Regions from separate parts of the Homo sapiens genome. Here region 1 is linked to region 2. Evidence: chromatin loops called from intact Hi-C (ENCODE). Cell type or tissue: OCI-LY7. All regions are shown on one strand. Each heading gives the region's core, and the rest is flanking DNA. Links, peaks and the distances in the headings are about the cores only. Region 1 has its middle 240 kb from the start of CDC14C. Region 2 overlaps VWC2 (von Willebrand factor C domain containing 2).

Region 1 (16,825 bases), core at 4,934-12,933, 620 kb after region 2:
GGGAAGAAATATGCTCAAGCCAAAGCTGAGTGAGAGTTTAAAGATTTTCACAAGTTGAATGCAGGCTAATATTGCCTGGGTGTTAGGCAGAGAGACGAGATGTGGTTAAGAATTTCCCTCCTATGTGAGCTATGATTTAAATATGGAGAACAATAAAAATTACATAGGGCCCATGAGTATGTGTGAAGATTGTGTGTTAGTAATCTCAAACCTTAGCTAGGATTGAAGTGATTGGAGCTCTTGTGTCTCTCCAATTAAGACAAGGTCTAAAAATAATAGATTTAAACTATTTAGGTAAGAACTGATGTGACAAGTTGACTTGATGACCTAGGAGAAGAGGATGGCATGTTTAAGAACAGAAGCCATGCTAGAAACACCCTAAACCTCCTCCTCACCTACCATTTTACTCTTCAGTTTGGGCCATCCTTGGGCTCAGGACCAATCTATATTTTAGTGGAGTCACATGAAGAATAGAGCCTTCCAGAAACTCAGATTGAGAGCACTGTGTGAACAGTCGTGCTGTCTCAGCACACCATCCTCTCTAGGGGCAGGAGGCACCTCAGTCAGTTCACACAGAGGTAAATTTCATGACTTGGGGAACATCATAAACTAATCCCAATTTGCCCAGAGAGATGTGATCAATGAGTTTTCTTTCTGAATAACTAATGTAGAATGCTAAACATAGACCTTGCAGTCAACCATTTCTGTTTCCTGATGAAGTTGTCTCTAGTTTAGATTAAACAGTTTATAGTGAGGCATAAGAGATGAACATTCACTCAGTTTACCCTCTCAATAAGAGTTGTGAAGGGGACAACAAAATGGACCCAGCCCACTCATGTGTATAGGATTGTTTCATCAGAGCATGTGGTTGAGGAGATGGATGCCTCACCTCAATGAGTGGTTGCAGGAACCACATTTGTTTTGGGTGTCAAATGACTCCTCAAGCATGATCATCTCAGCTCAGTTCAGGAAGGTTGCTCTCATCCACATCGCTCTGTATATACAATCTCCATTGATTCATCTATGAGTCATTGAGCAAATAAAATGAGATCATATTTATAAAGTACTAAATACAGTATCAGGAATACAACAGACATTCAGTAAATGGTTGCGATACTGGGTTAAGATGTAAGGGGAGATTTGTAGAGAAAATAGGTCTCAAATAAGTCCAGGAAGGATTCTTTAGAAACATGCATCATTCAGTGAGTTTCATTGAATGTCAATAATTTTCTCCTAACAACATCACTCTTCCAGCATCACATTCTTCTCTTTGGCATGGTAAGTCCTGAAAACTGAAGAATTACGTAGTATTTTAGAGAACAATGAGAAATTTCTGGAATTCTTAGAAGAAGTGATTGTTGCTAACACAATGTGTATTTGACCGTGCAAGACCAGGATAGAGAAGAACAATTTTAGGAATGTGTTCAATCTGACCCATATGAACAGGGGAATATCACGTTCAAAGCTTTCCCAGATCAGTAATTTTCTCTCTTTACCTTAAGTCATCCCAAACCATAATAACTAGCCAGGGTCATTATCAACAAAACTGTTGAGAAGAGACTTCCAATTCACGCTTTTCTCTCAATCTTGTCATGTTTGGTGACATGATTCCACCTAACAATCAATTCTTCCTGTATTTCCCCTGGATGTATTACGGCATGTGGCATCAGCCATTGGGTACTCTAAAAGCTCTGCTGCATGTAGAATAAAATGTTTCATGAAGGACTGTTCACAGCTTGTTCTAGGTGATCCCAAATTGATGAGAACAGGAAAGATTTATCTGCATCTCAGTAAATTAAAGGTACAATCAAGACTTTGAAATACAAACCTCCTAATATATTACAGAAAAACCACAGTTTTCCTAGAATTCTTTCTCTGGGTCACTGTGATAAAATCTAGTCCTAAGCAGCAAAGCTCTTTCTTTTTTCTGCTTCTTTTTTTTTTTTTTTGAATTTAGAGATGGGAGTCTCACTACGTTGCCCAGGCTGGAGTGCAGTAGCTATTTACAGACATGATTATATTACATTACAGCCTTGAACTCCTGGGCTCAAAGTAATTCTTCCGTCTTAGCCTTCTGAGTAGCTGTAACTTTAGGCATGCACCACCATGCCAGCAAAGCCTATCTTATGCACTAATGTTGGCTCCTCATAGAAAAAAAAATTCCCTAAGCTAACTAATGTCCATTTATCTTAACAGGACATCATCTTGGTCTCTCCAGAGCATATTTTACCTGGAAAAGTTGACTTTGTTTTAGGCATTTTATTTTGCCCAGTCTGTTCATCAGTAGAAACAGGTATTTATAGCCTGAGCAACATGGTAAAACCCCATCTCTACAAATATATATATAAAATCCAGGTGTGGTGGCACATGCCTTCACTCCCAGCTACTTCGGGGGCTAAGGGGGTAGGATTGCTTTAGCCTGAGAGGTCGAGACCGCGGTGAGCTGTGATCATGCCACTGCACTCTAGCCTGTGTGACAGAGCAAGACTCTGTCTCAGAAATTTTTTAAAAAAAAAGAAAGAAGAAAGAAACAGATATTTTTCATCTGCCTGTCCCTAATCCAAATATGTGGACAGCTAAATTAAGTATCTATAATACCCATATTCTTAAAAATAATCCTTTTTGTACAGATGCATTAAGGTATGGTAAACAATGAAGAACATATTCTCTGTGACTCATTCACTAAGCCGCTGGTCCCATGGTGAGGCACACTTCTTCTTTCAGTGTTGTTCTTCACTGTGAATGTCACTGGTCTAGAAGACATAGTTGTAGGAGTGTAGGCTTGGCTCTCATGAGGTTCCAATCTGCCTTCAAAGGAAAACTGAGAAGTAGAGTCAAGTCTCTGCCACATATTTCAGTTTCAAGCAGTTTCTAATGTGTCATGTATCTTCTTATGGTTTTACTCTTCTGCTTTTGTGTTCATAAATGTCATATCAGCAATGCTTTCCACAGAAACTACATCAAAAAGAATATTCTCATATAATTGTCTTCATTTCTTTCCAAGACAAACTTATTAGGAGTAGAGAAGATACATTCTTATTGATTAAAATACTTTACTTCTTAGGGAAAAATGCTTAGTAATCGAATCTTTCAGTTGTCATAGTTAATGAATATAATTGTATATCTAATCCAGGAAAATTTTTATTTTATGCTTCCTAAGATATACGACCATATACGACCTCTCAGGCTAAAGCAATCCTACCCTCTTAGCCCCCGAAGTAGCTGGGAGTGAAGGCATGTGCCACCACACCTGGATTTTATATATATATATTTGTAGAGATGGGGTTTTACCATGTTGCTCAGGCTATAAATACCTGTTTCTACTGATGAACAGACTGGGCAAAATAAAATGCCTGAGATGACAGAAATATTGTTCAAGAAAATTCCTGCTTACAACATAAAATGTATTTATCAACATCAACATCAGCATAGCTGACACACTAAACATCAGCATTCATTCTAAACACAGATAGGTTTATTTTATTATTTTGAGAATAACTAGGAAGGCAAGATGATGAAAGGAGAATCAATGATAACAGAAACTAAGAGGCTAATAGTAACAATGGAAGGAATAAACGAGAATAGTCATGTGGGTCCAAGACACAGGAGAACCCTATAGACACCGGAGACTGTGGTCTTGGTTGTGTACTTCACAGCACATACCTGGCTGCAGTTCTGTCTGCAATTTAGATATATGTGGCTTTCTCCAAAGCATATCTCTGGCCAAAAAAATTGAATTTAAAGACTCCATACTCACTAAGCCTAGTGACCATTGTTCCTGCCATACACTCAACAAGAAAATAATCAAGTGGTCAGAGAAGACCTCTTGAGAGAGCAGGACCCAAGGAGGGCCTCACAGATCAGGTAAAACTTGGTTCTACAGAAAATAAAGTAAAAATCCTTGCAGATGAAGAAGGAATGGGTCAGTGTGACTATCTGGATTTTGGTGTGTGATATATATGAGTCTCACTAAACATGAATATAAGTCAATTGTCCAAATTGAACAACAGTGCCTCCTGACCCCAGAAAATAGAGTATCAATCAGCCAGACTAGGAAATGTAGATGTAGAATGTCCTAATCAAGAGCAATGGCTTCAAATTCTGACTCTGACATATACTAGCAGTTAGACATAGAGGAAGCTACTTCTTGTGGCCAAACCTCAGTTTTCTCATCTGTGAAGCACGCATAAAAGTAAAATGGGCCTTGTATGACTCACGAGGAGATTAAATGAGGCAATAGTTTAACAGTCTTAACCTTATCTCCAGCTTGTAGTAAAATCTCAATGACTGTCGATTGTAGGCAAAGGACAGTAAAAAAGTCTTCCTCACCTTGCACCACGAATGGACTTCAAAATTTAGTCTCCTGCTTCTGTTTCTGTCTCCTTGCCAATATAAGGTCTCAACACTCACTATCATGCATGTTATGTTTCTGTGGCAATATCACCCCTGACCTGCTCCATCCCTTAACTCTTCAGGTATTTCTATACCATCAGTTCTACTTTCCCTCCTTGAAAGTGTTACTGAAACACCAGGGGTTTGGTCTAGGTCCTGCTGCTGGCTACACAGAAAGCCAATGACTGAGATGCTGAATACTGCCACGGAAGTAGGCTTTAATCAGGTGCTGCAGCCAAAGAGATGGGAGCTCAGTCTTAAATCCATCTTCCTGATAGACTAAAACTAGGGGTTTATATAACAGGGAAGAAATGTAACAATGTGCAAGGAAACAGGAACTAAGGAGGGAGAAGCAAGCAATCATAATGAATGAAGGGTCTTGATCTCATTGTTTGGATGGGATGTGGCGATCTGGTGAGTTTCCATTCTTTGATACTTTTTTTGAGAGGCCTGAAGGTCTTTTCCTGAGGAAGGAACGCAGATAAAACAAATATAAGTTTCAGGCTTTAAGACTATAAGGCTTAATTTCTACAGTTATAAAAAAAAAAAACTGTCTGTGGGACAATCAGGTTGGTTTCAAAGGCTGTTTTCCAAAATCCCCCTCTTGTTATCTGTTCATTCCAACATTTTTTCAAAGACTCCCTCAAGTGTCATCTATTCTTTGAAATCACCCTTGATACATTAGGAAGAACTGTGTGCTTTACATGACAGCTGTAACCTTAAATAGTACCCTGACAAACTAACTACCATCAAGGCAATTAATCGCTTCCATGAAAATCATGGATCGTTAGTATATGGATAAAGGATCTTCATGCTGCTGACCAGTGATTACTCCATTTGCACCCCATAACTAACCAGAGGCATTATTCTAATAAATGTGTGCCATGTTATTTTAAGGTAGGATTAAAAATAATTCTCTATGTCTCAAGCACCTTTCACAGATAATTATTATTTCCTAAGGCACAACTACACATCTGTAATAGCAGAAGTGATTTTCTAGGAAATACGTATCTGGCAGATACACATATTTGCTGATTTATTCATTCTATGGTCTATTAATTTCTGTGTTTAAATAATAACTCATAACTTTTTCGTATGCAAATTTAGTATAGTCTTTGGGATACCAATAGAAATACCATGTGGTAACTCGTATCAAATAGCCAAACAACTGGGGGGCAGCAGAAATATGCAGTTACCCAGACAGTTACATATAAAGTACAAGGGCTGTAAAAGAGACACACTCCATGTCCTTGAGACGACAGTGGATGAGATTTTAAACAACTTTCCAAGAGAAGATCATGTTTGAACTGAAATTTGAAGAATGAACATAAATAACAAAGTAAGTAAGTAGGAAATATATTCCAGGCAGAGTAAACTGCACACACATCTAAAAAGAGAACATAACTATTAAAATAACTGCAAATAGGCTAGCATAAATGAAGCCCAAAGTTTAGAAGGAAGTGGAAAGATAGCACTTATGAAATTTGCCCAGGGATAATATCCCTTTCTCTGTTTCTTTCCTACCCCTTATTTGGTGGGCCCACATACAATCATACCTCACTTAATGGCAGGGATATTTGATGAGAAATGTATCATTAGGCAGTTTTGTTGTGGTAACATCACAGAGTGTACTTACACAAACCCAGATAGTTTATAGTCTATTACACACCTAGGCTACGTGGTTTAGCCTATTGCTCCTAGGATTGCATGTTACTATCACGACTACATAGGCAATTGGAACACAATGCTAAGGTTTTGTGGGTCTAAACATAGAAAACGTACAGTAAAAATACAGGATCATAATCTTCGGAGATCATTATCATATATGAGGTCCCATATTGACTGAAATGTTGGTCATTATGCAGCACATGACGGTACTAACACTAGAATACAAGAAGTGGAAGACGGATGGTTTAATTGTAGTTCAGGAAAGGGCAGTAGGTAGGAGAAAATTTGGAAATCGTTAACATACAGATGGCTGTTGTAGAATTAGGGAAGTTGTCCAGGAGAATATGTAAATTGAGTACAAATGTGAGGCTAAAGAGTAAGAAAACACTAACATTTAAGAGGCATCCAGCAGAACAGTTTCCCATAAAGCAGACTGAAAGAGGTAGGTGGTGGTAGGAGGAAAACCAGCTTTGTGCCATGGAAGCCAGGGTCTGTCAGGAGGTGCCGGAAAAAAGCGGCCATTACATGGTCACCTACCAGAATCCCACCCTTTCCATGCAATGTCCATGTGGAGTCACTTCTTTAGGGATGTGGAAACCCTCAGGAGTGTCATGCCACTGTGGTATGGCATTTGTTATATTTATAAAGTTATTTTATAAATTTTATTGGGAACAAAATTCCAATAGGGTTCTAAATCAAAATTTGAGTGATGGACTCTAAATCAAGAGTCCACATCAGATATATTTCCCTATGCGGTCATGCAATACACAAGATAGTACTTTAAGCCAATAGCTTCATAAGAGAATACTTTGCATTTTATTTCCAGTCTAAATAAAGACAGGTCAATGAGTTCAATAGTTACAACTTGTTCTGTGTGAGTTTTCAGTATTCTAACAGAATTTCCACTGGGAGGCAAATTAATAACTTAATATTACTTTGAAGACCTTTCTTAAAATATAAGTATTCTTAATACACACACAAATACACATGCTCACGCATGCATGCACATGTGTGTACATTTCACACTTTAAAGTTTTGATGTAGATGTACCTTTTTACCCCTCTATAGAAAACTATGTTAAATTTTATGGTTTCCATGATTTTTAAAAGAAATTTGTCTAAAATTCACTATTTAAAAAAACTATGACTTCCTCTTTCCTTATTTCATAAATTACCTAATCATGCGTCTGGTGGAATAAGGACTTGTAACTGCAGCAGCAGCTGGAAATCTAGTTTTCATCTACTTCCTCTCACTTCTGCATAAAATGGATAATAAAACCAGACTGGAAAAAAATAGAGAATATTCGTATTTGAAACACTTTAGTTTTACAAATAATATATATATATAATATATATAATATAATACGTATTTATTTATTTATTTTTAGTTAAAAGCATTTATCATCTTTCTTAACCTGTGCTGCTAGGTATAGGCTACTATCTTAGCCCATTTTTTTGTTGTTGCTCTAAGAGAATACTTGAGGCTGGGTAATTTATAAAGAAAAGGGATTTATTTATCTAATTGGTTCTGCTGGCTGGAAGTTCATGGGCATGGAGCTGTCATCTACTAGGGTTCTGGTGAGGGCCTTAGGCTGCTTCCACTCATGGCAGAGAACTGAAAACTGAAGCGGAGCCAATGTGTGCCAAGAGATCACGTGAGGAGGGAGGGAGCCAAGAGGGAGAAACCAAGGAAGCCAGAATCTTTAATAACCTCCTCTTGAGGGACCATACCCATTCCGCACACACTCACTCCTGAGAGAGGGCATTTGCCTATTCATGAGTGACCTGCTCTCAGGACCCAGACACTTCACTAGGTCCCACTGGCACAAGTTTTGGTGGGGACAAATTATATCCGAACCACAGCAGGCACCAATAAAATAAAAATACTTTTAAAATAGTGAAAGTGTTAGACTCTTGTATATTACTATTTTTTTCTATTAAGAAAAAATAATTTAAATGTATGATTTCAATTATATTTGGAAAATGTACCCTTTTGTTTCAGACTGCTAACAAGTGATTTGTTTCTGCCCCCCACACAAACACTATTCTTCTTTCTCTTCAGATATCTATTCAGTACACATTTTGACAATGGATCCAAAATAATGAATTTTTAGCATTTAAGTCCTTAGTATCACTTTGGAAACAAGTAAATCATATATTGATGTTTTACATTGGCATTCATGTTATTTTATGTCTGTATAATGATGTCCGTAATGTATGGATTCACTATCCGGTTTAATTTAAAAATTAGAAGGAAAAAATGTTTTCCTATGCATATACTCTTTACAGACAATAAAGCAATTGCCTATGCATTATCTCACATGGCCTTGAAAAGCTAGGATAGGTTTGCTTTTGCACCAGTTTTCTAAGTAAAGAAACAGAGATTTGGTAAAAATGAGCTGCCTGATGCAAGTCAGGATGTGGCACAGATGTGGAACCTCAGAAAAAGACTTTTGGATTCAAGATTAGCAGTAGGGTACTGGATTTTTAATAGGCTTGAGTTTTATAATCAGAAAACAATGAGATGTGAAGCCTGAGTCTGCTTTTCATCACTGGCCAAGCTACGTGTCTTCCCTGTTAGAAATTTTGGTTCATTCAGTCTTGATTTTTTTATTTGTAAAGCAATAATAATACATTTACTCCATTGGGTAAGAATTTTATAAGATAAAGTGATAAAGTCAATGAAAATTGCCTAGTACAATGCCTATTACATAGCAAATGTAACAAAGATATAGTTGGTCCTGTCTCTTATTTTTATTTCACAGTAGTTAGTGGAAGGGATACAAGGGCTGATCAAGAAAAAAGGGATGGGATAACCACCAGGTGGCAGAAGAACAAAATTAAGTTTATTTAGGTGATGCTTTGACAGATTTATATGCAGGGAAGGCCCTCATAGCATGAGAACCATGCAGGGGCCACCACCTAGAAGGAGAAGGGAGCAAGATAATACCTAAGGAGAATGAGGATTGAAGAGGGGGCTCGCATGTCTAGGTGGTATCACTTAGCTTCCCAGGAGGAATCTCTGGGGCAGAGAGCTCTGACAGGCAGCATGTGGTCTATACAAACCTAGGGTTTTTCTAATCTACGGCTAATAGATGTTGGTAAGTTTTGTGTAGTATGCAAAACGAGTGGGCTGTAAATGGCTGAAAATCTGTTTATTGGGGTTTTATTTTAAACAATTGAATGTGAAAAGTTAGGCTTGGTGCCAGCAGGATTATGAGGTAACAGGTATTGGCCTCCTGGTAAGAAGTAAGCAACATAGGACCAATATACAAATACCATCTTTGCCTCATTTATATATACATCAATCACTACCCAAAGAAAAGTAAGATGAAATAGCAACAGCTTTTATTTTCAGCACTGTGAAGTTCACATTTTGTTTTATATGTATATATACATATGGTTATCTATATGTATATATATTATTTTCATTTGCAAATGACTTATATGCCTTATAATGGAAAAAATGTAATAATGTGGCTTAATAAAATAACCAATACAAAGTAAGGATGACAATAAATATGTATTAGCAGTTCAGATACAAAAACTAAAAATCTCACATGTTGACATTTATTTCTATTTGTAAAAATAAATTTATTAAAACTGAGGCTAGGCACAGTGGCTCATGCCTATAATCCCAGCATTTGGGAGGCCAAGGTGAGTGGATTACTTGAGGCAAGGAGTTCGAGACCAGCCTGGCAAACATGATGAAACCCCGTCTCTACTAAAAATACAAAAATTAGCCGGGTGTGGTGGTGCATGCTTGTAATCACAGCTACTTGGGAGGTTGAGGCAGGAGAATCACTTGAACCTGGGAGGCAGAGGTTGTGGTGAGCTGAGATCATGCCACTGCCCTCCAGCCTGGGCAACAGAGAGAGACTCCATCTCAAAAAAAGAAAAAAAACTGAATTGTACCACTTAAATAGTTTTTGTAATGGAAATATTTGTTTAATTCAATGTCTGACTCACAGTTGAAGAAAATACTGAAAGTAAAGTCTCATCCCCAAAATAGCTAGTGGCCAGTATATACAGGCAAGTGAACATGAGTGATACCAATCCACATCCTCAGCAGTGCCACACCATCTTTCCCTGGTAATGCTTCTCTTGGAAAATGATTGTGTGGAGATAGAATACAGTATCAGTCACACATCTGAAGTCCCTCACATAGTGTCTACTACATATAAAACACTAATAAGTAACAAATTTTAGCATTAATTTTGTTAATAATACAGCATAAAACACTTTTAAACTAACTATAAACAAGAAATCACCTTAGAAATCATAGAAGTTGAAAAAGAAAGTCAAGAACAAAGGAACAATTTTTCTAAGTTAGAGAAATTTGTGCATGTGGTGTTGTTCCTTCTTTGGTCTTTTGATACCTTAAAAGAACATTAAAGTTCTATTCACTTATTTAAAAGTTCAGAGTCCACAAGAGGTGAGCGTCTCTCTCACTAGCCACAAGACTCTTTATCATTATTTGAATAATTCAGTAAAATATGTCTAAGCCATTAACTTCTTTTGCAAAGTTGGTTTAAAAATTCCCTCAATTTAATAACACCTAATTTTGATATTATTAATTATCACTTTCTCAGTTTCCAAAATGTCATGCATCTCTCCATTTAAACACCATTTTTCTGAAATTTCTGAACATTGTTTAATTTTTTTCCTAACTCTTTATGCTACTTTTTGGCATCTAACTTCTTGCTTTGAGTACCTCTGAGACTAACTCCATCAAGCATGACTTTCCAATAATTCCTAGACATTCTCGTTTATTTTCAGATGTGGCTGCTTATATTCCCTCTTGTCAAATAAAAATAATATCAGTTTGGGCATAATATTTATTCTCTCAAAAATAATCTGCTTCCCGTTTCATAGTTTATCCACTTAGGATTCCACTAGATTGCTTCCATAGTGGAAAGAGAGAACCAGGTTTATAATGCAGTGCAATATAATAAAATCTCATTTCTGAAAAGTCTGCAAAGTGCTAGACAAGGTCAGTGGGTACCGGAATAATTTTGAGCTATGGTATACAAGATAAAATATCCTTTCTAAATTCTTACCTTTGGACAATCAGTCTTTGTAAGGACCTACAAGAGGGTCAGAATAGTAAAATAGAATAATAATAATGGCTGCCCCAAAATGTCACACATTTAATTCAAGAACCTTGGAGAAGCAGTGGTAAGGGACATTTTTAACAGTTACCAAAGTATAATTTGCTTCCTATCATTGCATAATGTTATTTCCCTATAAACAGTGTGGTTGTCTTATTATTTCTGAAACATTGATCACTTTACTGTTCCTTTATTCTAACAGGCAAAGTTTCCATTGAGCCCATGTAAACAGTGTTTTCTTGGTTGATTCTGAGTCTTATGTTAATTTTCATGTTACTTGAGATTGCATTTATGCTAATAATATTCTAAATCTAATAACCATATATTTAGAGAGTAGCAAGGATGCATATACTGTGAGTTAATAACATAATACAATACTCTGGAAAATTGCTGACAAAATATAAAATATCCACTCACTGTAATTTCCCAAACTTCTCTTGACTGCACTAAGGATCCAGATGCTGACATGGACAAAGCTAGCTTCAAACTGCATCTTAAAGGTCATATCATGTTTCATTTGCCTCTTCACATCTCAGTTTTTTCGTCATAAAACCTGTGATAATAACCCCTACATTAACCCTCACTGAAATTTTGATGAGGCAGTGAGATGCTGGGTTTAAAACTGTTTTGTGTGTATGCACTGCACACAAGTAAATTTGTTAGACATAATTTTGATCCTCCTTTCTGAAAATTTGACAGAATTGTTCAATGAAATCATTGAGACACAAGAATCATAAACTCTTCCTTTATGGCCCTCTTAGTCATGATGTGAACCAAGGCCGATGAAGAGTTACTTCTCATAAAGTGCTGGAGTTAGACAGACCAGTAAGTTGTAAAGGTGCTAATTGAAAAGAACAAGGGGTGATTTTTCTACTTCAGGAGTCTATAAACTTATGAAGATACAAGAAGGTAAGTCATGGCAATATCAACCAATTGCCATATAAGAATACCAACATGAGCAAAGGTGGTAGGAGTAGAGGAGCTCATAGACTTGCCTGAACAATAAGGGGGGCAAACATGGATGACCTGAAACCCGAAGTTCATTATGAAGATAAGATGACAGTCTGAGCTGTACAAAGACACTCTTGTTCTGAGAGTGGGTTGTGAGCACTATGACTAGGTAGTTCAGGGCACAGGCTGAAGAAAGGTAGGACAGGGTTGGGTAATGATGGGTTCAGGATTTACTCTGTATGTGATTGTATGCTGCATAAGAATATTCAGAGTCTATAAATGATATAAAGGCCCATAAAATATCTACGATGGAAGCCAAAGTACATTGTTGATTATAGATGGAGCCAAGACAGGAACGCGTGGTGGTAAATTAGGAACATATAAACTTTAATTAGGTACACCACAAATTATGGTATGACAGGGATCTGAAAACAATGGATTAGACCCATATTTAAGAATATGTATTACTCCAAAATAAGTAATTGAGTAGTTTGAACACAGAGCAAGAAAATGAATTTATTTCATAAATTATAACTTATAAAATGAAATCAGTAATTCAGCACACAGTGAAAATTATCCAGGGAATTGTAGCAGGTATACACATACTTCCCATACTATCACTACTGTGTAAAACTTCTAAATGACCTCTTCGTGGAATTCCTACCATGTATGTGTATGTGTGTGCACACGAGTAAATGTGCACATGTGTTTTGTGTGAAAATAACTGCTGGATAGCAGCCAATGAAGGAAACCTCCAGAGACCTTGTGTTCATTGCACAATAAAAAGTACAGATAAAATGTGGTATTGACATAAGTATTTTATAATTTGAAAACTCTTTCATGGTAGCATCTGGGCAGTTTAACTGAGTGTTTTATAGCTATGATATATTGGGTTTCCTCTGAGGGCACTGGACAGAGATTTACAAACTGCAACAGAACTCTGAAGCATAACCTATCTTACCTGGAGAAGGATAAATGAGAAGGCCCGTTAGTTACTGCTGGTTTCATTTAAAAGGCCAATCAGCTATTTCTGATAACTTTGACATTTTTGTCATTATTTTGCATCTATTTGTGCCCATTTTGCAATATCCCTTGTTACTCTTCTGCAGTTTGCAATTCTCACTTTTTATTCTCCCAGGGCTCAGTTAATATAGAAGAAATGTATTCCAATCCTGTCTATAAAATGTATCTTTCTTTGAAATAACTGCATTCATTCTCAAGTACAGAAAGCACATAACAATATATAGTCCTGATTTTTAACCTTATTAAAGGTATAGCTGGCAAGTTCTATTCTGGTTCTTATCAATATGCTGAACAGCAAAACATTTGGTTTCATTCTACCCAGTCAACCCCCAACATGGTTATCTGAGGTTTTATGGCAGCTCCAGCTTGGAAGGAAGCTTCCTTTAAATTTGTAGAAGAATCAAATAGAAAAGTAGCTTGGAATTTTGTTCTTGACCTCTCCTCTGACAATTCTTTATGACAGTCAGAGCTGGTGTCAGATACTTGAACCAGAGAAAAGCTGAAGCAACCTGGTGGAGACTGTGTAGGTGATTCTTCACCTTCCTTTTGTCCTCTATATATTATGACTTCACTTCTCTAACTCAGATCCTCTTGCATCATCTCTTATTTCAGTCATGACCAGAGTTAACAGCTCTGGGCAGGTTTTCTCCCACTCCACTCTGAAATCATGTTGTCTTAGGTATGGACCATGTGGTTTCTGTCCTTTGGCACATTAGGAGCCTCTACTAGCATCAATTGTTCCATTTACCAATATCGCGATTACGTACTTAATAATATTATCAACTACATAATATCAATATTAGGCTAAGAGATCCATTTCATACATAAGGAGGTTGTACAGGAAAAGGTTAACTCAGCAGGCCTGTGTTGCTCAAACCATGCACATTTGAAGAAAAAGACCTGTCTTCAGGAGAGATCCTTGGGTGACTCCCAGGAGGTAACCTCTGAGCTTTCAAAATTTTCTGCCTAATAATAATGTATCTGTATGCCTATGTCTTTGGGCCACACTATACCAGTGTGACTAGATAAGTTTATCCTAATAATGTGATTTATTGTTGATGCCTATTTGTGTTCTGAGATGCTGTGATCTGAATAGTTGAGGTCAGTTACAGGGCTGCTGAATGTTTACACAATTAATCCTGAATGAAAATCCTGGACACCAAGACTCAGTTGAGCTTCTTTCACTGGTAACACTTTCTACTTGTCAGACATCATCTCTTGGAGAATTAATCATATCTTTTGCAATTTCATTGGGGAATCGACATGTGGATGCTCACAACAGGCTTCTCTTGGATTTCTCCAACCCCCTTTGCTGATTTTAATCTGCAAACTTCAAATGTCATAAACTAAAATTGTGAGTATAATAACTTTTTCTGAGTTCTGTGAGTCATTCTAGTGAATCATAGTCTGCGGGTGGTCTTAGGGACCTCAAAGCCAGAGGTATAACCTAAAGACAACTACTAGCTAGTAATATCTGCTCATAGGTGCCACTGGTTCTACCATATACTATCTCACTGGAAAGCATTTGGTCTCATAGAACAGTGGCATGAAAGACTTAGTTAATTCATCAGTCTGGGAGCAACACACCAGTGACTGATGGCAGGCACTGTTATTCCAAGAAGTGGAGTATGTACTGATGTAAGAGAAATGTCCTTTATAGCTACAGTACTTGAGTCTAGAAATTTAAGGATGGAACGTGGAATTGCCATTGTAAATGCCTATGCTCTACATGTGTAATTATAGCTTCCATTCTTAGGGTCTCCTGGATAATACACTCCTTTTTCCTACTGATACAATATTTCCACTAAATTCACTGAGAGAAATCCCAGTGATATTTCCATTGAGCTTCAGCTATGACTACTATCTAATCATTCTAGGTTTCTCAAAATGTCAGACTATCAGGCTAAGACAGGAAAAAATACGATCATAGAAGTAGTTGACCAAGACTATAATCAGGGACTTGTTAAATAATGGGGGTTCTCTGATGATAACAGAAATAGACAATTACAGCAATCAATGCCAACAAGAGCGAGATACCAAGGCTTTGGTATTTTTCTCAGGGAAGATCTGAGTCATCCCACCAGAAAAGCAATCTAGACCAACTGAAATGTTCATTAAAGATAAAGGCAACTAGGATGAGTGGTGGAGGAGGTAGATAATGGTAATTATCAGTTACAACAAAGGAGATTGTAGCATCTATATCTATATCTATTTTTTTTTTTTTTTGAGATAGGACTTCGTTCTTGTTGCCCAGGCTGGAGTGCAATGGCGCGATCTTGGCTCACCACAACCTCCGCCTCCTGGGTTCAAGGGATTCTCCTGCCTCAACCTCCCGAGTAGCTGGGACTGCACCACCATGCCCGGCTAATTTTGTATTTCTAGGAGAGACGAGGTTGGTCAGAGTGGTCTCAAACTCCCGACCCGAGGTGATCTGCCCCTCTCGGCCTCCCAAAGTGCTGGGATTAGAGGCATCAGCCACTGTGCCCGGCCATAGCTTATATATTTTAACCATTGTTATTGTTTTAAAGAGACTGCAGCTATACAGTATCAGAGGTTTAATCAATAGAGTGCTGCACTTAAGGTCATGTGAGGATCTCAACAATGCAGGACGTGGACTGGGGCTGACAACTTTGCTGCTTATGTTTCACTCTCTAGGTCTTGGCAGTCTCGGGTAGAACAGAACTTCCAGGAAGCTCTCAACTGGTTTCCTGCCAAGCGTTTTGCCTCAAGTGTGCACAATATATCTTTATTTTCTTACTCCATAGCTACTCAGGATATACTATCACCATGGGGAAAATGAAATCACAGGCCAAAATAAGGGGCAATTCCTTTAAAACAGAATTGACTGACAAGAGGATATAACTAGAATTAAGATTTTCTGGTGAACATTATGAAGTAAATAAGAAACAAAGCAGTGGAAGATGTAGGCAAGGGAATGATTATAACAATAGACTTAGAGTGAAACTGATTAATCAGTATTTAACTAAGGCATGAGAGTGATGAGGCTACCTACCAATTACTGTTTCCCCTCCTCCTCCTCCTCTTGACCGTCTTCTTTTTCTTCTTCTCTTTCTCCTTTTTCTCTATCTTTCCCTCCCTTTTTCTCCTCCTCCTTCTCCTTTGCCCCCTCCTTTCCTCCTCATTCTCCTTCTTCTCCCTGTAACTCTTTCCCTACCCTTCCCCCCAACCTTTGGAGAGTAAACACATAAGAACCATGTTTGCTGCAGAGTCTCCATTTTTAGACAATAATTATTTATTAAAATGCTCTAAATCCTCATTTACATCATTAAGAAATTATTAAGTTTTCTGTGTGAGGCTGTCAGTTTAGAAAGTTTTGCCTGAAGATTTGATGTGGCATTAGACTCCATGTTAAATGTTTCCTTCTGACACTAATTATTTTATATGTCATACTGCTAAAGTGATTTGTAATTCATACTTCCCATGCACACAACTAAATTTGTCTGCTTGTGCTGCTGTAAGAAGTACTACAAACTGGGGGGCTTAAACAACAGAACTGTATTTTCCCACAGTTCTACAGGCTGAAAGCCCAAGATCAAAGTGTTGGCAGAGTTTGTCCTTGTGAGGGCTCTCGTCTTGGCTTGCAGATTGCCACCTTCTTAATGTGCCCTCATTTGGCCTTTCCACTGGGTGCAAGACAGAGAGAGAGAGACAGAGAGAAAG
Region 2 (16,825 bases), core at 5,395-13,394:
TCTAGATTTGTGTAAGTTCACTTTATGATGTTCACACAATGATAAAATCACCTAAGGATGCATTTCTCAGAATGCTTCCCTGTCATTTAGTGATGCATGATTGTATTTGGAGATTTGTTCACTTCTAAAAAATCAGAGTTGATGCTTAGAATTAGGATCGCCAATCAGGCCTCACCTCCTACCACCTACATCTGCCTTCACCAGCACCCATGCTGGGCTCCTATGTACTCCCATCCCAGGTTTGGGCCTGCCTCAATTCCCAGAGGAAGTGAGGCTGGTGACAGCAAGTGGCAAAGCTGTGTGAGTCCCTCAGATGCCAGCCAGGTGCCCTGCTAGTTCTGCCTGGGCAGAAGCCCTCAAGCTGGTCACCGGCCCTGAAGTCAGAGTTTCTCATCTGATAGGGACATTCCGGGACCCCTACCCAGGATCCAGGTCACATAAAAGAACCCTGCCTTCACTTGGTTTATGTTCCCATCTCCTGCAGGCGGGCTGTCCTAGGCCTGAGGCAGTTCCAATCCTAACCCATGAACCCACCTTCCAGTAAAACCTTCTTGCCTCACCATCTCAGACCACCTGCTGGGCCACTGGGCCACTTGCCAGTGTTGGGCCCTGATCACTGATCAGACTTCACCCAACTAAGCAGGTGTGCCCAGACTCAACAGATGAAAATAATGCCCTGCCCTTTTCAGCCATGCCAACCCCCTGAGCCCACTCCGCCATGCTCCTCGTTTGGTGAAGCAGTGGCCTATGCCCCCTCAATGCTGTCCTGTCTCGCTGGCTCACATTTGATAAGCTCCTACCTGTCATGGATCCAGCTCAAACGTGGCCTCCTCTGCAGAGCCATCTTTGATACCAACCTGGATGAAAATGGGCACTTTCCCTCCATTAAGACATCACTTGAGCTCAAACCTAGGCCTTGCACAGCCCTCATGTAAGGAAGGGAATGTTGTTAAAGTAGCAAAATAAAACAAACACAAACCCCAATGCCCACGTGAACTCAGCAGCCAGCTGAGGAAGATGCAGCCTCACTACATCAGGGAGGAAAAGCCACCACTGAACTCCACACGAGTCCTCCAGGGACATCTGACAGAGACCCAGCTGGATTCAGGCCAGCTCTTCCCTACACTGGCTCCAGTCCCTACACTGCCTAAGGACCCTCATTCCAACACAGGGCTCTGTTTGGTGCCCCAGGATGGCCACTGTACACTCATAAAAGCAGCTTCCTGCTCAGAGTCCTCCAGGACAATGTGCTAGTGCCTTCCACCTCCTGAGATACAGAGAGGCTGCCAAGGAGCAGATGGAAGCTGCAGCCGTGGCTCCAGCCGTGGGTTCTAGCTTTGACATGAGGCTTTAATCCCCAGTCATCAGGGCCAATCTGGCATTCTGGGTCACAGTGACCCTCTTTTAGGCTCATTTCACCAACCCATAGCTGGATCCCCACTGGCGTGGTCAGCAGGCCCAGGCAGCTGACCCAAATGTCTAGGAGTGAGGTGAAAGATTTGCCTGTCCCTTGACCTGGTCAGATACCAAGCTGCTGCTCTGACTGTAAGCACCCACCAAGCTGATGGTTCCCCACGTGCCAACTCAAGCACCATGGGCCTTTTGCCAGGCTGTGCTCTTTGTCCCACATGGAAACTAAAGGTAAGATGCCGAGCACATCATTTACTCTGCAACCAGCAGCAGGAACTTCCATGCACATTTTTTCCGATCAGATGACACAAACTTTTCTCCTCTTCTAAAGTTATCATTTTCCCAGAAGAAACTTAACTAGGGACAACCTAAGTTTAAAGCATTAGTACTTCTTATTAGCAAATCACCACCTACATTTTACATAGAATACCTTATGGCAGAAATGTCATTCTTCACAATCTTCCAAGTTTTGCATGGATAGAATTTAGATGTGTAGCCTGGAGAAACAGTTGGGCATTTGAGAAAAGAATTCATTCTCAAGGCCCCTATTGTGTGCCAGGAGTAGGGAAAAATTTGTTGGATCCAAAGAACATGGTTTCTTGGGATTGGGAGTGAGAATGAAGACATTCTCTATGTGTTCATTTATTCATTCCAGTCCTGAGGCTAGAGAGATGAATACTACTTATACCATTTTTCAGGAAGGTGAGAATACAGATAACAGCAGGGGTTGGTAAGGAAAATTAGCAACGGTGTGCACGTCTGACCTGACCCCCACAAACAGGGTCTCCAAGCTGATGCACTAATCATTCTCACTCATCCACATTGCTTTCACAGTTACCACAGTGCCTCTGTCTTAAAGACAGCAGTTAAACAGGATCTGAGAGATACACCCTCAAACCTGAAGCAAAACAATGAAGAATAATTATGTTTGTGAATATTTTTTTCCACTATGACTAGCAGAGGCTAGAGAGTAATTCCAGGCTGAATGCACTGCCCACTCATGAGCAGACAAATGGGAGGCATGAAAACCCCAGAACAATTTTCCAAGTAATTGTAATGGTTTCATAGATGGAGTTAATTTAAACATAGAGAAGAAAGAAAGTACGAGCTAAGGAACATCAGCATAGAACTTTCTCAACTACAACTACTCAGAGTTATGACTAGCAGAGGCTAGTCATAACTACATGCATAGCAGAGGCTTTATAAAGATATTAACTTGATGGCAAAGTAAAATTATTCATAGTTAGACCTTTATAATGCTCAATACTTATAGACATGTTTATATCATATGTACATAGACAGCAAGGACTGTAAAATAAATATTGAATCTATTTCTGAATAATTAAGTAGGAGTGGGTAATAGAGTTTACACACAAAACACTTCTTAAATGAAAAATGAGACCTATAAAATGATACTGCTTAAATCAAGTGGCATACATAAACTAAAGCTCTATATGATGGTAAGTGGTAGAGAGTTGGGATTCACACTCCTATATGAGTAGCATTTAAGGAGCTTTATATTGCACTACATATATTTTATGTTAGTAAACTTAAGTCCAATTAGGCATCCATCTGTAAGAAGCTTTGCCTTGTTTAATTTCATAACTGTGATTATAATCTTCATAACCATGAGAAGGACCAGGCTCTGAAATGTTACAGAAAGCAGCTTGATTTTAATGTCTTGAATGTCTTTCCACTATAGAAGGTAGGAAGTATTTTTCAGACACTACCTCCTACTCTATCCTGTCTGCAACAGCAGCAACCCTCACCATCTACCGGGATGCCTACCTACCTGGGAATGCAAACATATTTTTCTCAAATCCAGCTCAAACACATCTTTCTGTGAGAAACAAGAGATGCCTATGTTCACAATCCTGTTACCTGAATAAGGACCACCATGACATGTCTAATCTGGAGCTTGTGATTGTGAGCTGCTGGAATAGGTGCCAGGAAATCCCACTGCTGCAAAGTGCACTGGCTTTCGGCAGCTAGAGAGTAATTCCAGGCTGAATGCACATGCCCACTCATGAGCAGACAAATGGGAGGCATGAAAACCCCAGAACAATTTTCCAAGTAATTGTAATGGTTTCATAGATGGAGTTAATTTAAACATAGAGAAGAAAGAAAGTATGAGCTAAGAAACTTCAGCATAGAACTTTCTCAACTACAACTATTCAGCATAAAGTATATTCTTCTTCCCATTTTGCTATTTCTTCCATTAGTACAGATATTGCATTGATATTTTCTAACTCTCAGATTATTGGATTCTGCAATGATACAAAATAAGACTAACATGAAACCAAGGAAACACTGAAATATCGTCTGCCCCCTTCCCAGATAGGGGCCCCTACCCCCTATCTGCCTCTACCAATCCCTCCCTTCCTTGAAATTCTTTAAGTCTCTGGACCCCCTGGAGCCTGCCAAGCCTTTTGGACACAGATGATCTATCACTGAGGTTCTTAACCCCTATGTGTGCAGACAGTGTGGTGACCTAGACTCAGTGCAACTAAAGGGCCAGAGCCATCTCTCAGTCACATCTATGATGGCTACAGTAACTGGGCCAGTGCAAAATGTTGAACAAGCTCAAGAAATACTGACTGAGTCAAGAAAGAAATGGTTGGAAAGACACAAGATCTAAAACAAACTTACACAACATATTATGAAAACAGAAATAGTATCTACAACTTTGCTATAGTAACAATTGCTCAACACTTCACAAAGAGCTGCTCAAGGATTAGGCACCCAACCCTTAAGAATGGGGAATAAAGGTAAACCTTTCTATTGAGAGGGATCATTATTTGAATTACACATGTAATCCACAAAGGGAATAGAAGGCATAGATACTAAAGCAATGACTTTAAAGAAGGGACCGATGGTGTGTGAAGGCTGTGTGGAAAGTGAATAAATGCAAAGCCTGAGATCAGAAAGCGACCTTCAAGGTCCTGATTCCAGTTCAGAACCTAGGGCACATACAGCTGCACACCACACTCCACCCATTCCAGACGTCTAACTCTCTGCTCTACTCCCTCTGTCAATGTCTTCTTTAAACAGCTAAAAATGTGTAATGAATAATTGATGATTCATACTTACACAACTGACAAAAATTTTCAAATTCACATATGAAAGATACACATCCATCTTGCTGATTAGAGATTACATACACATGGGACCAGGGGCAACAATACTAAGAACAGGCCCCACAAATTGTATCAACAACCCAGCCATCCTACTCTTGATCAATTGCATAGGCTTACTACATTATCTCTCCTTGTGTTCTCAAGGAGAGATATAAAGAAATACACGAGTCACTCACCTCAAATGCTCAGTCTGGTTAGGGAGATGAGACATAAATATATGGAAGAGAAACTAACAAAATGGCTGAAAATGTTGAGCGCTAACTGAGCTACGTGCATATTGAGAGTTTTAAAGGCAGTGATGTCACTTCTGGCTGGAAGTATCTGACAGAGAACTTGGAATATGATAAGTCAGGTGGGAAGGATTGGGACAGGTAGAAAAGAGAAGAGGACCACATAGACAAGAGGATGAGGATGGAGAGGTGTCCAAAGGATGCTCCACATTCTAGACTGGCCGAACTGAACTACAACGAAGAAGTGCAACAATGGATCAGACTGGGCAGGTAGAGAGGGAAGGTACTAGGAATACAGCCTGTATACCCCAGGGAATGTGGAATGAGGTGATGAATATCCTGTGCTCAGGGTCCTTGCACCATAAGACAAGACCAACTTGGATCTACAATAACCAACAATAACCTCTTCAAACCACATGCAATATTTCTTTCTCAAGCTTCTGGGCCCAGCACCCATACATACCTGCCTGCTGAGCATACACCCTGTCTATTACAAGGGCCAAAGACAGTGCAGCTAACAGGCATGGATGCAAATTCCAACGTATTTATTGGTGTAAGCTTGGGCAAGCACTTAATATTGCTACGTCTCAATGTCCTCAACTGTGAATGCTCTATTAAGTGGCAAAAGAAGAAAATCTGAATGGTCAATTAATGTATAAAAGAACGTTCCATCTCATTAAAAATCAGAAAAATGCAAACCAAATGATAGTATTTCATGCACATTCGAGCTGCATGAAAAGAATGTCTGATAGCATCAGGTCTTGGCCAAGAGAAGGGGAACCAGAGTTCTTACATTTGCTAGCATGCAAATGGGCAAAAGGGCTTTGGTTTGGGATATACAGGAGGTTAGAATGGGAGGGTCAGGAGTGACAGAAATTCTTGCTTCTCTTCCAGTCTTCAGTTATGTCTCTCTGGGAGGAGGCATTCAAAGAAACTCTACAGCCAGCTCTGCTTAGCCCCTCTGATTAGCTCTTTGGTGTTGGCTAGTCCACAGAATGAGCGCATTTGTGCCCTCCTTTCAGAAACCTTGCAGGTACCCCTACAGGTGGGCTCTGAGTTGCTCAGACTGCTGAGGTTCAGAAATGCCCCTGGTCTACCAGCAATGTGTTGTCCATCTAGCTGCACTTCCCAGTCCAGGATGCTGATCTTGGACTCTGTGTCCCTTCTCAGTTGGTTATTAACTTTGAAGTGAAAAAATGCATGCCATTTATATGCTATCTATCAAAGACCTAAAGCCCTAAGAGTTTGCAATAGAAAAAAGTTAGAAACAATTGACCATTAAGAGAGTGGATAAACACATTGTGGTGTTAATCAGATGGAATAATAGACAGCAGTTATAAATTAATGAACAAATATGCCTGTGACAATACAGATGAATCTCAAAAACATAAACAGGAAAAAAAAGTTGCAAAAGAATATATATGGTATTATGTTGCTTCTATCAATGTCAGTCTTTGAAAACACATGTACACACAGGTGTTGCTTACAGATACAGGCTCATGAATAAAATAAGAAAATCAGTGCAGGAATATATGTAGCAACTTCACTGCACCAGCTACTTCTGAACAGAAAGGAAAGGGGACAGGATGGGATGAATGAGAGGGCAGGTTTGTTTCTATCTGTACACTTCAATTTCATTAAAAAAAAAAAGAGGGTTAGAAACAAATGTGACAAAAAAGTGGCATCCAGTGATGCCTGGACAGAGTCTGAATATTATTTAGGCATATTTGATACATTTTAAACACACATTTTAAAAAATCTCACATATGAATTTGTTCCATATCAAAGGTCATTTATGAAGTACCTGAAAAATGCCAGGAAATATTCCAAATCCCACTGATCACCTCCAACCAGTAGCCATCTGATGGAGGATTTTAGTGATGCTTTACTGGGCTGCAGCTCTTCCATAAGAAAGCAAAGACAGAGAGTGGGATAATTAGCCAATTTAAAGTTCTGTCAGGGCCTCTGGGAGCAGCTGCCAGGCATCTTAACTGTAAAGGAATAAGCACGAGCGTTGTCCCAGATCTAGAGACCCAGGTAGGCCATGAGACGTGGGAAACTTGGTCCTGGACCTCATACCTCAGCGTGCCCTGTAGCCTCAGGCAAGCCCCTGACTGCCCGACATCACAGTACCAAGATGAGATGCACAGGAGGAATCCCACGTTCCCTTCTCCCACTGAAACCCCATGAGGCTTCCCCAGGGAGGAGGCTGTGCAGTGACTCCAACATCTGGCCTCCTCCAGCCAAGCCCGAGGGAAAATGCAAAGCTGGACACAGCGCAGATGGGGAGACCTCTGGCCGCCAGGACAGGAGGCTTCCAGAGCAAGGGTAGGAAGGGTGGCCAAGGAAACAGGAGGAAAGACAGTGTATGTGGCAACAGTACAGCAATTCTCAGGAAGAGAAGCAGCTCTAGAACTGGACTGCGCCATCCCCAGCCAGTCCTTTTTCCTTCCTGAGCTTCCATGTCCTCATGTTAAAAAGGGGAAGGAGGAAGTTACCTGTTGAACCCACTGGGGTACCAATCCTCGCAGTCACTGCCTGGTCACAGGAGTGCAGAATCAAAGGTGTCTAGTGCAGCGTAAATGCACACAGCGGGAGAGGATAATCAAGCCCAATTCTGCCCCTGATTAACTGTGGGACCCTGAGCAAGTTATCTGAAACTTGTGCCTCAGTCTTTTTATCTGTAAAATGAGGATGGTTAAATTGCTGTTGGCAAAGTGCTTACAGCGGTGAGTGGCTCATGATGGACACTCCACAAGGATGAATTACAGTCGTCCGCTGGTATCCATGGGGGACTGATTCCGGGAAACAACTCGGATACTAAAATTCAAGGATGCTCAGGTCCCTTCCAGGTGGCCCTGCATATGTGGCATCTGTGGATGTGGAGGGCCAAATGTGCTAGTAGTCATGGCAGAGAGAAGGACAGTATTTTGAAGTAACGCCTGTATATTTCTTTCTCACCAGTGTTTCCCTTTGGCCCTTCCACCACTGCACCTACACAAAGAGGCTAAGCCTTGGTTTTCTAGAGAGCAGACACAAGTAAGTAGAACAAGTAACTACATAATTGCTGTGCTTTTAAGAATCATGAGGGCCAGGCTTTCCAGGAAGACAGTGGCCATTATCAGTACTTCTTGAGCTTGATTTTTACAGACTGAGAGCCAAAGTCTGGAGGTTCAATCATAGAGTGGGAAGAATTAAAGAATGTATAACAAAGGAAGGCGAAGCATCTTCTTGTCTGGAAAGAAGGACCCGAGGGAGGAGGATGGAATGAGGGCAAAGCCAAGGGGTCAGATGCCACCACCCTGGCTTGAGTCAGCCTGGAGCTGGTGGAGGGGGCACTCAGAAAAATGGCCGTAGGTTTGGGAGATAACTCCTGAAAAGCTGAGTCACTTCCCAGAAGTGATCAGATTCCTGACTGCCCAAAAGGCTGGGATATCCCAACAGAGACAGAAACTTTAACAAGAACAACTGTTTTCAGCCATCAGCAAATATTGGGAGCCATGGAAGGAAAAGCAATGTTCTAAACTAAGAGGACCTCCCTGTCTGCACATACCACTTTTGTTGTATTCATTTTGACCCTGTTACATGATTATTTGGATGACCTCAGATTAAGAAGTTAGTGAAAGGCATGAATGACAAAGCAGTCTCTCCGCGTAGCCCAGGACAAGCAGCCTCCCCAAATCATTGTCACAGTTCTGTCACCAGATGGCGAAAGTGCCTTTTCTAGCTGCCCAATTTATGAAAACCTGTTTCCAGCTCACACCCTTAGGGTGCACGTAGAGGCAAGTCACGAAGTCCCTTCCATTTATACAGTGTAGTCTTACTAGCTTCTGATAACCTGTAACTGTGTGATTTCAGAGCTGGAGGAAAATGCTGAAGTGATTCCTTTCAACTCTGCTTTTTATGGAGTGAAAACACACCCACAGGTCTGGTGACTTCTTGAGGCAGGTCTCTGCCTGAACTGAAGTCTGGTCATACCACAGGGCCAGTGATAGAAAATGTTCATTAATAAGTACTCAGAATCCACAGGCATCCTGGAGCGCAAATGGCTCTGCCTGCACCTGTCAGCCCTCCTCACCACCTATAAGAAACCTGGAAAATGATGTCTTCCTTTCAGCAGTCACCTGGAACTAAACCTCTCCCCCGTCCTTGTTCAGGTTTCTTCCCTGAAACTGTCTTATCAAACTAGCACAGGACATGGCCAAATTCTCCCTCCAAACTTGACAAGCAGAAGGGCCCTTGCCACCTGGGGACTCTGGCCCTGCAGCCTGAGTCCCCGACCCCCTGAGGGCTGGGAGGTGCCCTGCCATGTGATGTCCCTTCATCAATCCAGGAAGGCACAGAAAGGCTCCCCACCTAGCTCCCTGCCCCTCTCTACTTTCTCCCTCAAAAAGAGAGCTAATTCTAATGTGAAGTGAAGTTGATCCACAAGCTACCTTCCAGCCTCCACCACAAGGATTATAGCAACAGAAACTAAGGACAGAGAGACGCTGCTGCCTGTGCCATTCAGAAAAGAATTTTTTTTTCTGTTCTGTCTTTCCACTGTCTGTCAGAGAACAGATTTGCACACAAAGGGATTTAATTAAGAACTGTCCCCAGAGGCTGTCAGTTTCTGAGTCTCAGTAAGAAGACAACTCCACATACAACACAATAGATTAAGAATACTGCAGCCTGACAATCTGAGGCAATACAGCTTTCTTCTCGGGCACCACAGACAACTTTTCCTTCTTTATGGCTTTAGCTTCAGGCAAGACCCTTGTCTACTAACATCTTTTAAATCCTCTCCTGAATAATTCCCTCACATTAATACAGATCAACAGGAACTTGCTAGGTCAATTATGCGGGGGAAAAACTAGTGGCAGGGTTTACACTTCATATTTACTTGGTTGCAAACAGCAGAACAGCTAGGAGGAGAATGAGGAAGACCTCCTTCTTTGCTGATGGTTCAGACCTGATGGGCAGTCTGGAATCTGCCAGCTTGCCTAACAGATACACAGTCAGAAAGGATGCAGCCAAACGTGCTGGCGGCCTGCACCCCCGCCTCTGCAAGGAGCCAAGGGGCCGTAGGGCCCCCCGGAGCACCAGGGCCAGTGCAGGGAGCGGCTTCTCACTTCCCACCTGGGAAGCATGGGTGACGCTGAAATCTTTGTAGAATTATTTTGTAGATAATTGGCTCATTTATAGATTCCTAAATTAAGCCCGTAAGAGAAAGAAAGTAATGTCAACTGCATCTGACCACCTGTTTGGGGAGAGAAGAAGGTTCCCTGACAAATTTTGAAAGATATTCTCTTCTTTAAAAACATTGGAAGATCAAAACCCTTTTGTTTTAAAGAATTACAGCTAAGTAATCCTTGGGAGAAAAAAGAGAGCTTAATTTTTACTTCATATATAAATGACTAAAATAATGTCTTCCTAAGAATAGACTTTTAAAAGACAGGTGTGACATGGGGATTAGTTCTCTCAGGGATGACAAATTCAAATTTCTTCAGGGACCAGTCAAGTAAGAAAATGAGGCCATGAACTAAGTGTGTAATAAGGAGTGGTGGGGACTGTGGCCAATGGGGGGAAATGTTAATGCAATGAAACCACTATGCCTACTTCATACACACACTCACACTCACACACACACACAGCCACATATACACTCACACGCACCCACACACACCTACACCCACACTCACACACCCGCTCACACTCACACTCTCACACACACCCGCTCACACACACCCACTCCCACACCTACACTCTTTCACACACTCTCCCACACTCACACACACACACCCACACTCACACATGCACCCACACACATGCTAACACACACATACAGCCACACTCACATTCTCATACATCCATTCACACACACACTACACTCTCTCAATCTCTCTCTCACACCCAAACCTACACTCTCACACACTCACGCACCCACACATACACCCACACTCACACATGCACCCACACGCTCACACTGACACACTTTCAAGCATGCACCCACACCTCACACACACATGCTCACACACACTCATGCACACACATGCACCCACACTCATATTCTCACACATGCAGGCCACACACACTCTCACACCCACACTCACTCCACACACACCCTCACACCCCCCACACACACGCTCACACACATGCTCACACACACTCATACCCACATATCCACTCTCACACGCACCCACACAGTCACACTCACCCACACTCATACACACCCTCTCTCACACCCCCACACCCACATCCACACACACATCCACACACACCCCACACCCATACATCCTCTCACACACACACACCCTCACACACCCACACTCACAGACTCTCATACCCACACATCCACACTCACACCCACACACTCACTCACACACCCACCACTCATAAGAGTGTGGATAAGTAGGTGTGGGTGTCGCACATGCCCACACTCACACACTCTCACACTTACACATACACTCACACTGTCTCACACCCACACTCACACACACTCATACACACTGTCTTACACACCCACACACTCTCTCTCACACACACACACACACACACACAGGCCAGGGGAAAACAGAACTACAGTGCTCCCGTTTGGCATTCTTTGAGATGGCAGTGACAATGCCCACTACAAGCAGGAAGTGAAGATGACCAAAGGCACCCATCAGTCTGCCTTTGCCCAAAGCTGGCCGGGCTCCAACAGCCCTGCTCGCACCCCCAACTGTAGAGTGACCCAAATGGATGCCCGTCTGGACACTGCCTGAAGTCAGGGTTTGCTTGTCTTGTTAAAGCTCCTTCAACACATCAGCTGCCAATTACCCAGGAAGTGCTGGACCACAGCCCGAGCCAGGAGTGGACAGGCACTGTGGGTTCCCATCACTGGCCCTGAATCTCTTCTTGAAGCTAAGCCTATTCAAAAGTAGGCTGAAATTAGAACAGGACACCCACTGTGGTTTCTCCGTTTGATGAAGTCCCTTTCCATGGAGTTTTAAGCTCTGGTGGAGAAGACACAGCAGTGCTCACTCACACAGAAAGGGACTCTTTGCACCCAGACATACGGCGCAATGGTCCCTGAGATCTGACCATTAAATTATATCTGTCATCCCTTGCTGTTACCTAGAAGCAAGATAAGCTGATTTTCTTAGCTTCCTGGAGAGGACTGGGAGCCCAGACATGAACTCTGCTACCAGTGGGAGGTTACCCTGAGCTGGGAGGCTGACATTAGAGCACAGTGTACCCCTCAGCTGCCTGTCTCTCTCCTGCTTCTCCTGCCCAGGCCACAGCAGCAGCCTTGTCAAAAGCCATATTCTTTTTCAACCTACCCACTCATGACATTTGTGTGTGTGACGCAGCAAAAGCACAGCGAGTGGAGGTAGAGGCGCTCGGGGCAGTTCTGCCCCACGTGAGAAAGAAAGGTGAGCATCTGGCCACCTGCTGGCTCCCTGCACATCCCAGGCTCCCCACGGGTGGGGCTTGTTTCCCTCCATGTCCCCAGAGCATAGTTGTCAACAATGCCACAGTGTCACCAGGTGGGGAGGTTTAGCTCCTGGCATATCAAGAGGAATTAATAAGAATAGTGACTTACTTGAAATTAATTTTATTATATTTCATTTGTTTCAAGCTTTCTAAAACAAAAATATTGAGCTCTCTTTTTTAAAAGCATACAGAATTTGGAAGTAAAATATAAATAAGAATTGTTTTTAAAGCTAGATATGAGGAAAGCAAAGATACATACAGAAGGGCCAATCTGTTTGGTATGGTTGAAGGTACTATTTATTTCTGATTGGCCTATTGCCCTAAGGGTACACAGAGCAGTAGGAAAGGAATCTGATTTCCAAGCATTCTGACCTTCATTACAGGAAGGGTAGGAAAAATTGCCCATGGCTGAGTAGTGAGAACTTGGTGAGTGGCTGAGAACTTGGTGGTGGGCAGTTCTGACCAGCTGGGGATGCCTCTGAAGTGTTCACCTACTTGATGATTTGGCCTAAGGCTGAGCTGGCTCCCAGTACCTGTTTTCTAAGAATATTTAAACTAAAGAGCTTCTGCACAGTGAAAGAATCTATCCACAGAGTAAACAGACAGTCTACAGAATGGGAGAAAATATTTGCAAACTATGCATCCAACAAAGGTCCACCATCTATAAGAAATTTAAACAAATCAGCAAACAAATAACAAATAACTCCATTAAAAAATGGGCAAGAGACATGAACAGACACTTCTCAAAATTAGACAAACAAGCAGCCAACAAGCATATGATAACATGCTCAACATCACTGATCATCAGACAAACACAAATCATAATCACAATGAGATACTATCTCACACCAGTCAGAATGGCTATTATTAAAAGGTCACAAAATAACAGATGCTTGTGAGGCTGCAGAGAAAAGGGAGCACTAATACACTGTTGGAGGGAATGTAAATTAGTTCAGCCACTGCAGAAAGTAGTTGGAGATTTCTCAAAGAACTTAAATCAGAGCTACCTATTACCCAGCAATACTATTCCTGGGTATATACCCAAAGGAAAATAAATCCTTCTACCAAAATGACACATGCACTCCTATGTTCATTGCAGCACTACTCACAATAGCAAAGACATGGAATCAACCTAGGTGCCCATCAACGGTGGATTGGATAAATAAAATGTGGTACATATACACCATGGAATACTACATAGTCATAAAAAAGAATGGAATGATGTCCTTTGCAGCAACATGGATGCAGTTGGGTACCACTACCCTAAGTGAATTAATGCAGGAACAGAAAACCAAATACCACATGTTTTCATTTATAAGTGGAAGCTAAACATTGGGCACTTATGTACACAAAGATGGGAACAATAGACACTGGAGACTATGAGAGGGGCGAGGGAGGTGGGCAAGGGTTGAAAAACTAACTGTTGCATACTATGTTCAGTACCTGAGTGATGTGATCATTCTTATCCCAAACCTCAGCATCACACTATATACCCAGGTAACAAATACCTTGCAAAAGTCTTCTGGGGGAAGGCAAACAATGTTGCCCCCAGCTGAGCTCCACTGGTGTACAGCTTAGTAAACAGTTAAGTTTTATCCACTCCTTCTTGATTCTGTGACTTTGCTTCTGGGATCATTTTCCTTCTTCCTAAATTTCATCCTTTAGACTCTTATTTTAAAGTTCTTTTAGTAAATATTTTTTGGTGGTCAGCTCTCTATTGTATAAAGTATCTTTCTTTAGGCTCATTCCTGAAGGACAATTTTGTTGGATACATCAATCGGATTAACACTTGTTTCTCTCTTATTTAAAAATATTCTCCTACTGTGCTGTGTTTTCTGTTGATCAGATGTCTGCTGTAAGCCTACTCACTGTTATTCTGGATGTAATGTCTTCTCTGGTTGCTCTGAACATCTTTATTTTGCCTTTGTTGTTCTGCAGTCTCTATAATATGGCTGGATGTGAATATATTTTTATTTATCTTTCTTTAGATTCATTGGGTTTCCTGAATGAGAAAATAGATGTCTTTCAACTAGAAAGTCTTGGAACTGCCATCTCTTGGAACTATCTTAATTTCTCCCATACTCTACAATCTCAGAATTCTAAGCAGAATTCTAAGCAGACTTTCAACTAGAAAGTCTTGGAACTGCCGTCTCTTGGAACTATCTAAATTTCTCCCATTCTCTACAATCTCAGAATTCTAAGCAGATGTGTGGTAGATCTTTTCACTCTATCCTCCATGTATCGAAACATCTCTTTCCTGTGTTCCATCTATATGTCTATGTTTCATACTAGTTAACTTCTTCAGATCTGTGTGCTGGTTTGCTAATTATATCTTAAACTGCATCTAGTCTACAACTGTTAATCCCTCCCATTGAATATTAATTCCATGGGATTGATATCATTCATTAAATGTATCATTCACTTAAACAAGCTTTATCTGATTCTTATTCAAAGCTGACTAGGATTGGGGATATATTTCTGTTCTTTACCCATGCACTTTATTCCAGCATTTTCTTTATATGTATATATGTAAATAAGTATATATCAAATATACTCATTTTACATCCCAATATCTGGGTCTGATTCAACTGCTTTTGCCTCAGCTGATTCTTGCTCACATTGCCCTTTCTTCTTGTGAGTACTTTTTCTTTTGAGGTCACATTACTTGGAACACTACTTGTGGGAATTTTTTGCAGCCTGGGTGAAGGGTGCATTCACCCCGTGTGTGTTTGTTTAGATCAGATACCTGTTGATCCATTTAAAAACACATATTCCATTTGGACTTTGCAGACCACACAGGGAAGCATGAATTGGGCTCCACATCCATAAGAGGGTAAGCCTGCTACAGATGGCAATGACTTGGGGAAAACACAAACATTTCTTTCTCCTCTGGACAGAGCCAAGGCCCATTGAAAGATGTTTGCCTACACTGTCCCATTGCAGTACAGGCTCTTGGGTGCCCTGGCTTTATAAGATAGATCCTGATCTGATTCTTTCTACTTGGGGACCTGAACTCTTCACGTGCCACAACCCGGTAATGATTGGCCATGAGTGCCAAGGGCCCAGGCCCCAAGATCAAGAGATGCTCCCAGACAGCCACAACTTCAAGGCAGACTTTGCTCTATGGATTCCAACTCCACCTCTAGAAATTAATTTCTCTTATTTTCTTGCCACTTCAGCTGTGCTTTTAAAAATGAATATAGAATGTGAAATGACAGACAATGGAGACTCAGAAAGGTGTCAGGGATGGGGAGGGAGTAAATAATGAGAGATTATGTAATGGATGCAGTGTACATTATTTGGATGCAGTGTACATTATTCTGGTGATGACTACACTAGAAGCTCTTCCTTCACCACTACGCAGTGTATCCATGTAATAAAATTACACAGTACCCCATCAATTTATACAAATAACATTTTTCTTTTAAAAATATGTGTTTTATATGATATTCAGGATTTCAGGCATTTTGTTGAAGGTGAGTTGTCAGGCTATCCTCCATATTCCCAGGAAAGGAAGGAGAGGTCTCATGTTTAAAGCATCATCACTTTTGCTATTCTTGGATACTTGGAAATGTGCAGAGCCACCTGGCATTTTAATTTCTTTTCTTTTTTTTCTTTATTTTATTTTATTATTATTATTTTTTTTAGAGACAGGGTCTCACTATGTTGCACAGGCTGGTCTTAAACTCCTGGGCTCAAGTGATCCTCCCAGCTCGGCCTCCCGAACTGCCGGGATTATAGGCATGAGCCACTGTGCCTGGCCATGGAGTTTTAATTTTCAAGCTCTATGCTTTTCCACAGGCCTAAGGCTTCTGAGAGAACTCACAGGGCCCTCGGCAGAGGCCTGACATCATCCTTTTCCACAGATTTGAAAGGCAGTCTATGTCCTGGCCGCACCCCAGTGCCCGACAGAAATAGAATGAGAAGTATGATCCAGCTGGCAGGATCTCAGCCTTGGAACAGACAAGCAGTAAGAAGGATTTCCAGCTACGTGGTCAGAAAAGTACCATGAAGGATGGTCACAGGGTAGGTAGGCCTGGGTGGGAAGCCATATCCTTCATGCAAACTCACAGTTGTTACATTTGATACACTCTTTTCTTTTCCCTAGAACATCTGGCCCAGGATTCCTCTGTCATTTAAAAACAAGCCATCAACAACAGTGGAGTCTATTAATAATAATAGAGTGGCTTCTACTGTGTGCCCCCTTGACCCCCTGACCCAAGCTCTCACAGTGCCTCACACACCACACTACTGCTGCCTGTCTCCTGGAGGGGGCCATTTACTTCCCGTCACATCTCTAGGATGCAGCCCAGGGCCTCACACACATGGTGTCCTAAATATTTTCAAATAAATGTAAGAATAATGTTTCCGTTGGGACTTATCAGATTTAGAGATATCATCTGAGGAGGTAATGTTTTATGGAAAAGCAGCTCCATGGAGCCAGTCCCTAATGATTAGAGGTTCTACAAGAGTCCTTCTAGAGACCAAAATCTGGACCAGGGCGTGGCTACCTCCCCCTGAGCTGCACACTCTGCAGAACTTGTCTAAATATCCACATGAACTTTGTTCAGAGCTTTACAGGTTCAAATTGCT

The links. Peaks named below come from ENCODE experiments on the same cell type or tissue, not always from the same donor. Only the 100,000 strongest peaks of a DNase experiment are listed, where the experiment ranks them.
Region 1: a loop joins it to region 2, with 2.1 times the contacts of the local background. A loop is called at or near these places in 2 of 110 quality-filtered maps.

Annotation. Positions count from the first base shown.
Region 1 is chr7:49,158,739-49,175,563 of GRCh38, reverse strand. No RefSeq gene overlaps it. Among named protein-coding and RNA genes, the nearest start is that of CDC14C, 240 kb to the right of the region's middle. In OCI-LY7, for the core only: a CTCF peak has its summit at 8,854 (motif pointing right); a DNase peak (open chromatin) is centred at 8,883.
Region 2 is chr7:49,782,938-49,799,762 of GRCh38, reverse strand. All of the region lies in intron 2 of VWC2 (von Willebrand factor C domain containing 2), which reads right to left. Among named protein-coding and RNA genes, the nearest start is that of VWC2, 18 kb to the right of the region's middle. RefSeq lists an enhancer at 7,673-8,657. In OCI-LY7, for the core only: CTCF peaks have their summits at 8,287 and 8,487 (motif pointing right); DNase peaks (open chromatin) are centred at 8,512, 9,002, 9,362 and 9,712; H3K4me3 peaks cover 623 bases; H3K27ac peaks cover 1,708 bases.